Regions from separate parts of the Homo sapiens genome. Here region 2 is linked to region 1. Evidence: chromatin loops called from intact Hi-C (ENCODE). Cell type or tissue: IMR-90. All regions are shown on one strand.

The links. Hi-C counts contacts between places; a loop is a spot of excess contacts. Peaks named below come from ENCODE experiments on the same cell type or tissue, not always from the same donor. Only the 100,000 strongest peaks of a DNase experiment are listed, where the experiment ranks them.
Region 2: a loop joins it to region 1, with 8 times the contacts of the local background. A loop is called at or near these places in 79 of 110 quality-filtered maps.

What each region holds. Positions count from the first base shown.
Region 1 is chr10:93,286,989-93,290,988 of GRCh38, forward strand. No RefSeq gene overlaps it. Among named protein-coding and RNA genes, the nearest start is that of MYOF, 190 kb to the right of the region's middle. RefSeq lists enhancers at 1,502-2,275, 1,831-3,030, 2,585-3,085, 3,086-3,586. In IMR-90, a CTCF peak has its summit at 2,248 (motif pointing left); a DNase peak (open chromatin) is centred at 2,123; H3K27ac peaks cover 187 bases.
Region 2 is chr10:93,078,520-93,082,519 of GRCh38, forward strand. No RefSeq gene overlaps it. Among named protein-coding and RNA genes, the nearest start is that of CYP26A1, 6.6 kb to the left of the region's middle. In IMR-90, a CTCF peak has its summit at 1,931 (motif pointing right); no DNase peak of the experiment used is centred here; H3K27me3 peaks cover 207 bases.

The DNA.
Region 1 (4,000 bases):
GGCGCAGTGGCTCATGCCTGTAATCCCAGCACTTTGGGAGGCTGAGGCGGGCGGATCACTTGAGGTCAGGCGTTTGAGACCAGCCTGACCAACATGGTGAAACTCTGTCGCTACTAAAAATATGAAAATTAGCCAAGCGTGGTGGCAGGTGCCTGTAATCCCAGCTACTCGGGAGGCTGAGGCAGGAGAATCGCTTGAACCCAGGAGGTGGAGGTTACAATGAGCCAAGATCGTGCCCTGGCACTCCAGCCTGGATGACAGAGCAAGACTGTCTCAAAAAAAAAAAAAAAAAAAAAAAAAAAAGTGGGTGCTCTCTAGTTGTTCAGTCAGTGAATGAATATGCCTTCATGTCTTCCGGTGAGGAGATGGCTCTCTCACCACCTCTACCTTGGGTTGGCTGTATGGGGTTAAGTAAGGAGGAATTTGACAAATGGGGGTTTAAATCCGACATTTATCATTTACTACCTGTGACTTTCTCCAAATCATTTAACTTCACAGAGCCTCAAATTGCTCATCTATAAAACGCCAATAATTATTTCACCTTAGGATTCAGTGATAAGTGGCTGTAACGTTCTCAGCATCATGTCTGCCTGGCATGGCACTCTTGGTAATGATGAGTATATCTTATTGTCATCATAGAGCTGGGTATGACAGCAGGTGCAGATACGCCTTCTCTTTATTTATTTAAAGCTGAGTGCCTCTCTTGTCCCACATTCTAGAAAGTGCTAGGGATAGAAGACATTCTCCCTGCTTCCCACTTCGTATCCACTTGATTTGGTGCTTCAGTGAAAGAAAAGCCAAGCAAACCTTTCCTTGATTCCAACCCTGAGGTGCCTTCAGCCTCAGGTTTGTTTCCCCCGCAGAGCAGCCAGGTAACTGCAAACAGCCCTGGTGTTTTGGGGTGCTCATCACAAGCAGGAGAAATCCTCTGCCTGGAAATTACTTTAATTTGCAGTTGACAAAAAGGTAAATTGCTGGCATTTTTTGCTTGGAGCCTGGAATGTAACCTTGCATGGCTGCCCCAGACATTCCAGGTGGCAGCTTCCATTAGCCAGCCCAGATTTCTAGCTTAAAGGAGGGGGAGAAAAAGAACTTCAGTAATTTTGCAAGGGCAAACCCCTCAATCATTATTTAATTCTGCCAATTTCTTTCCTTCTTTCTTTTCTTTTCCTTTCTTTTTCTTTCTTTCCTTCTTTCCTTCTTCCTTTCTTTCCTTTCTTTCTTTCTCTTTCTTTCTTTCTCTCTCTCTTTCTTTTTTTTTCTCTCTCTCTTTCTTTCTTCTTCCTTTTTTTTTTTTTTTTTTTTGAGGCAATCTTGATCTGTTGCCCAGACTGGAGTGCAGTGGTGCGATCTCAGCTCACTGCAAACTCTGCCTCCCGGGTTCAAGCGATTCTCCTGCCTCAGCCTCCTGAGTAGCTGGGATTACAGGTGTGCGCCACCACGCCCAGCTAATTTTTGTATTTTTAGTAGAGACGGGGTTTCACCATGTTGGTCAGGCTGGTCTCGAACTCCTGACCTCGTGATCTGCCTGCCTTGGCCTCCCAAAGTGCTGGGATTACAGGCGTGCACCACCATGCCTGGCTAATTTTTGTATTTTTAGTAGATACGTGGTTTCACCAGGTTGGTCAGGCTGGTCTTGAACTCCTGACCTCGTGATCTGCCTGCCTCGGCCTCCCAAAGTGTTGGGATTACAGGCGTGAGACACCGCGCCTGGCCAATTCTACCAATTTCTATTCCTTCAAGTTCCCTGCCACTCCTGTCCGTATGTACAGCAGAGCCAATATGGACATCCCGTCACAAGGTCTGTTTTCCTTTGCTTAACCTTCAATCCTGTATTATGACAGTCTGCAGGCTTGTAATTTTTCGTTGCATGAGAGACTCCTTCCTGTGATCTACCACTGTTTGATTTGCGACTCGCTATGGGTCATGAGAGCAGGCCCTTCTGTTTTATTCCTTTGCAGGATAACTGGGATGCGGTAGGCTTTTAGTACATAATTGTTGAAGGAATGAAGGGGCGAATGAATGCGTGAGTTCCAGCGTTTCCCAAGGCCAGAGCGTTTTTGTCTGTCTAGTCATAGATTTCCATAGCATTCCAGAAGGAAGGGCATCGTTTAGATGCGGTGCTGGTCGCCTTCCACTTAAAATATGTCCCAGAGATGCCTGTCTGGGGTGGGGTTCCATGGAATGCAGACTGAATGGAATGCCTTTTAGGCCCGGTGAGAACCTGAGGCCACTGCTGCCATCTTGTGGACAGTATTTGAAACACAGGAGACGTGATGGCCGTTTCTCCCAAAGAAACCTTGGCTGATTCTATTACATGATGAAATATTCTCCTTAGCAGTGCATTAGGCCATGTTACCAGACCCATCCTTAACCTATTTGTATTCCTCTGTTGAAATAATAATAATATAATAACAACAACAACAATAACTCCCATTTGCTGAGTTTTAGGCACTGTGCTAGTAAGAGAACCAGGATTTGACCTCATCCCATCCACTCTGGACCCAACTTTTGGCCATTTCCCCACACTCTTTCGTTTTTTGAGTTCTTTCTCTTCTTTCCCTTCCAACTCTCTACTGTGATTATGTATCAGTCCCTGTAGTCACATCTTGTCTCAATGATTTGCTTATGTGTTTGCCTTTCCAACAAGACAGTGACCACCTTGATGACTGGTCAGAGCTGTTGAGTACAGGGATTTCATTGACCTCTGTGCACCAACTATGCACCAGGCCCTGTGCTAGATTAGGAGTGTGTGAACACACGTCAAACTGGACTGTAGGCCTTCCCAGTGTACGTGTGCAGGGTGTGTATAAAGCCATGGGAGAGACGTGGAGTGTGTTTCTGGAATATATTATAATTGAAGATGGACAAAGGCAGTGGTGGAGAGATTGGTAATTTAATTAGTTATTTACAACCTCGTTTTTATATAAACCGGCCTCCCCAGCACTGCTCAGGTGAACCTTAACCATTATTATTATTTTTTTGAGACAGAGTTTCGCTCTTGTTACCCAAGCTGGACTGCAATGGCGCAATCTCAGCTCACTACAATCTCCACATCCCGGGTTCAAGCGATTCTCCTGCCTCAGCCTCCTGAGATCACAGGCGTGCACCACCATGCCTCGCTAAGTTTTGTATTTTTTAGTGGGAATGGGGTTTCACCATGTTAACCAGGCTGGTCTGGAACTCCTGACCTCAGATGATCTGCTCGCCTCGGCCTCCCAAAGTGCTGGGATTATAGGCGTGAGCCACCGCGCCCAGCCAACCATTATTGAATTTATATGTACAGACATTTCTTTGCTACTTACCCTGGAGCACTTGACACAGAGTTGCTTGAATGTGAAGCAATTTATTTGCAGCTGGGGATGTAAAGGGTGGAGGAGAAATAGCCTCTCTCTTTGAGACTCTCTGGAATGGAAGGGAACACAAAGTGAATATCACATATGCCATATAGCCTCTATTTTAAGTTGGACTGCCCCCAACGTATCCTCTGTGTTGGATGAAGAAAACACAGGCAGTTTTCATTTGAGGCAGTACTAGACAGAATCAAAGCTGATTAAAGTAAAAAGATTGTGAAATGGAATGCAAGAATTAGAATAAATGTATAAATTAAAGCAAGGCTTTCAGAAAGCTTTAAACCTCCAGGCAAAACCTAAAGGTTTTTAGTCAATTTCCCTTTGTATTGGGCTATTTGGGTAAAAGTTCACCAAGGGTCATATGTCATGCCAGTATATAAAGCAATGTCACACAGAGTGACTGAACTCAGGGTAGCCATCTTTTCTCCTTGATTCAAGACCTGAGTATGGCGCACTCATCACTGGTCAGGCACAAGGCCAGATGCTTCAGGGACAGGGAAAGAAGAGGACAGAGTCTCTGTTCCTGTTGGGGGCTGGCAGGTTTCCCAGCTTTAAGTACCAGCATCACCGGTACCACCTGTACTGTACCAGTAACAACACCTATAAGGGCTAAAGACAAAATGGAGAGACAAGAGATACAGAGAGGA
Region 2 (4,000 bases), 210 kb before region 1:
TTCTTATTGTTGGACTGCTCTGAATTTTAAAGGATGTTTATGTAATAACTCATAATGCCGTTAAAAAATGAGACATTTCAGGCTATGTAGTTTCAGCCAAAGCTTTAGTGTACTATAGTGTGCAGAGATGACTCTTCTACCCCTAACATTTTTCCTGGACATTTCCAGCTAGGAGCATGCTAGACTGAGGGCATAATTATTTCAGATAATTTCTACAAAGGCATTTTTAAATTTTATTTTATTTATTTTTTGAGACAGAGTCTCACTGTGTCACCCAGGCTGGAGTGTAGTGGCACAATCTTGGCTCACTGCAACCTCCGCCTCCTGGGTTCAAGCGATTCACCTGCCTCAGCCTCCCGAGTAGCTGGGATTATATATGCACACCACCATGCCCGGCTAATTTTTATATTTTTGGTAGAGATAGGGGTTCCACCATGTTGGCCAGGGTGGTCTTGAACCCCTGACCTCAGGTGATCCACCCACCTTGGCCTCCCAGAGTGCTGGGATTACAGGCGTGAGCCACTGCACCCGGCACAAAGCCATTTTAAAACAGCTTTTTTTTTTTTTTTGAAACAGCCTTGCCCTGTAGCCCAGGCTGGAGTGTAGTGGTACAATCTCAGCTCACTGCAACCTCCACCTTCCGGGTTCAAGTGATTCTTGTGCCTCAGCCACTTGAGTAGCTGACACTACAGGCGCATGGCACCATGCCTGGCTAATTTTTGTATTTTGGGTAGAGATGGGGTTCTACCACATTGGCCAGGCTGGTCTCGAACTCCTGACCTCAAGTGATTCATCCGCCTTGGCCTCCCAAAGTGCTGGGATTACAGGCATGAGCCACTGTGCCCCATCTAAAAGAGTTTTAATACTTTTCATTCTTCTGGAGGACAGCTGGCCTTTAAAACACTATCTTCGCTGACTTAGTGGCTCTGTTTCTCTGCGAATGTAGTGCAGTCGGAAATCTGAGCCATCTTAACATATCATTCATTTTTTAATCTGGGGAGCTTCGAGGAAAGTGCTTCTGGTTTGCATTTCCCAGGGCTAGATTTAGCCCAATTATCCTGATCAGTTACAGAGTAGCAAAGAATTCATCTTGAAAATACGTTAAAAACACAATCTTTGATCATGTGCTTTGTGCAGAGGAAAGGCAGTCTGGAAGCATGTGAGCAAGGCTGCTGTCTTGGACAATGGGCCTGGGTCACATCTCTCTGGGTCAAGTATGTTTTATGGCACAGTCACCTCTGGGCTGGTGTCCACGTGATGGAGAAATGATGTAGATTTGGCCAAAACTGTGGAAGGAGGGGACATGACCCCTCTTGGACTCACTCTGGAAAATGACCCTTCGGGCTCCTAGCAGCATGGTGTAGCGATAGGGGTGCTGTGCTGTCCAGGGCTGCTGCGGGTGGGCGACCAAGCTGGTGCCCTCTGCTTCCCCTTGCGCAATGCCCTTGGCCCTTGCTGCCTCCCATGTTCTCTTCAATCAGGACTGTGTTGCCACCAACCACAGACCACTGTCAGGACTGAGATGTGAAAGCCTGAGGCTTCAGCATTCAGAGGGATTGGAGCCTTTACCTAGCAAGGTCCTTGGAGGCCCAGAGACAGACTGTAGTTTTCCTGGGGCCACACAGGGAGTGGCAGAACCAGGAAAGACCTCCAGATGCCATTTTTTTTCTTTCTTTTTTTAAACAGCTAATAACACTTGCCCGATTTCTAACTCGCTGTTGCCAGACATAATCCAGGGGTCTCAACTTCCTAGCTTCCTTTTATGTCCCCTGCTACCACTCCCGTGCCAGCACAGATCAATTCTCTTGCAGGTCCCCAGAGGTGGTTGGTGAAATGGGAGCGCTGAGAGGAGGTGGCTGCTCCCCGAGACTCCCTGTCTCCGGTTGGGGTTTCAGTGCTTTTTGCACCCTGTTACTCTCCAGAGATCCACAAGGGGGCGGGCTTCTCCCTTCTATGCCAGGCTCAGAGGCCAGTGGTTTTCCCCACCAGTGTCCACGAATTCCAGTGTACAAGACTCTGGCCCAGGGCTTGCTTTTACCCCGGACAGTGAGAAGCTACAGGCCACCCAGGGCTTAGCAAGTACTTAGCACCAGGTCTGGTCAAGGCTGCCTGGCCCCTCTGGAAGGGGTCATCCCAGGCTGGGCTGACCTGCGCGTCTTTCAGTTCCTGAAGCAGCCGCCAACCCTTGGTGGTCTATGGGGTCAGCGGCCCAGGTTTCCAGCATTGCCCCCACACTGCCCACGTGTGGCTTATGTTGCTTTCACTCTACCTGGAAAATCGCTGTCAGTTTTGAGGGAGCAGGGAGCACAGTTTCCAAAGAACGCGGGCAAACTAATCAGCCTTCGGATGACCGCAACCAGGTGCGGGAGCCACCGCACAAAAGCACCTAGGGAGGAACGAGGGACGTATAGGGAGGTTGCGGTGGCTCCTTTAGACAGTCAAAGGGCTGCTGTAGTAAACACAGGTTCAGACCCGTTCTGAGGGACAGAGCATGCTCTTAGGAGGGTAAAGTAGGAGAGAGATGCTGGCGCCATGTAAGGAAAACATTCTGAGACAACTCCAGCCCTTTGGTGATGAAACAGGCTACCTTGTGAGAGGGAGAGAGTGAGCTCTCTGTCAACAGAGGCAGCCAAATACAAAGCTGGATACCTAAGCCGCCACAGAGATCAAGACATGGAGGGTGAGCTTGGGTTAGATGACCCCCCATCCCCCTTCCAAAATTAAACAGTTGTGAATCTCCGAAATGTGATTCTGTATTAATTCAGTTCCTCAGATACCCACTTTGAAATGCCTGGGGCTGTGGAGATGGGACATCCCCACGTCCTATTCCAGAGGCATTCAGCAGTCTTTGGTGATCATTCTCCCAAACCTCAGAGGCAGATGTGGAAGTGGGAGCCCAGATATGTGACCTCAGAAAGGCACCAAGTGCCCTGTGTTGACTGCCCAGGGACCTCTCCCCTGCCCTGTGACTTGGTGTTTCCTGCTCCAGGTCCTGTGTCTGCTCCAACCACCCCTAGTTCCCCCAACCTGCCCATGCTGACCATTCGCTTGACCTGGCCTCTGGGGTCACATCCTGCTTCCTTCCCCAGTCCTCCCCGGGTCCCCATAATCCCATGCACTGACATTGTCCTCTACCCATCCCAGCTGTCCTTTGTCTCCACCTCCTGAAATGTGCTGGGAGGCAGGAACTGTGTCTCATTGTTCTAATCTTATACATTTAGTCCATTTTCACATACCTCTCCAGCCTCCCCTGGAATGTACATGTAGTAGGTGTTCTCTGGAAGAAATACTTCTTGGGGCCAATTGACACCATTTACCTTATGTTTCTCCAGCTTACATGGTGCCATGTTTTTCTTTGAAAAGTGAAACTTTCATCCTTGAAAAATCTCAGCGGCCGCAAGCATACACGGCTGTGGTTTAACAGCATGTCACATTCCTGAAACCGACGCTCCACGGGTATTTGACCAAACAAGCTTTCCTTCCTTTGAAGTAGAGTCAACTCGAGTTAGAACCCTGAGACAGGGATGAAGATTCAGCCTGGGACTGCATGGTGGGTTTTCTGGGTGAGACATATCATGTTGCAATATTCATAACCACGCACCCTCAGCACAGAAGCTGCCCCACACTGTAAGATTTCTCACTGCTGCTGAGCCCTCCCTGGTACGTTGAGGAGTTAGAAACCTGTTCACGCCTTTAGGATGGTAGATGCTTCAGGATTTTTGTTTGTTTGTTTTGTTTTGTTTTTTTTGAGATGGAGTCTCACTCTGTCGCCAGGCTGGAGTGCAGTGGCACGATCTCAGCTCACAGCAACCTCCACCTCCCAGGTTCAAGCGATTCTCCTGCCTCAACCTCCCCAGTAGCTGGGACTACAGGGACGCTCCACCACGCCCAGCTAATTTTTGTATTTTTAGTAGAGATGGGATTTCGCCATGTTAAGAAGGATGGTCTCAATCTCTTGACATCGTGATCCACCCGCCTCGGCCTCCCAGAGTGCTGGGAT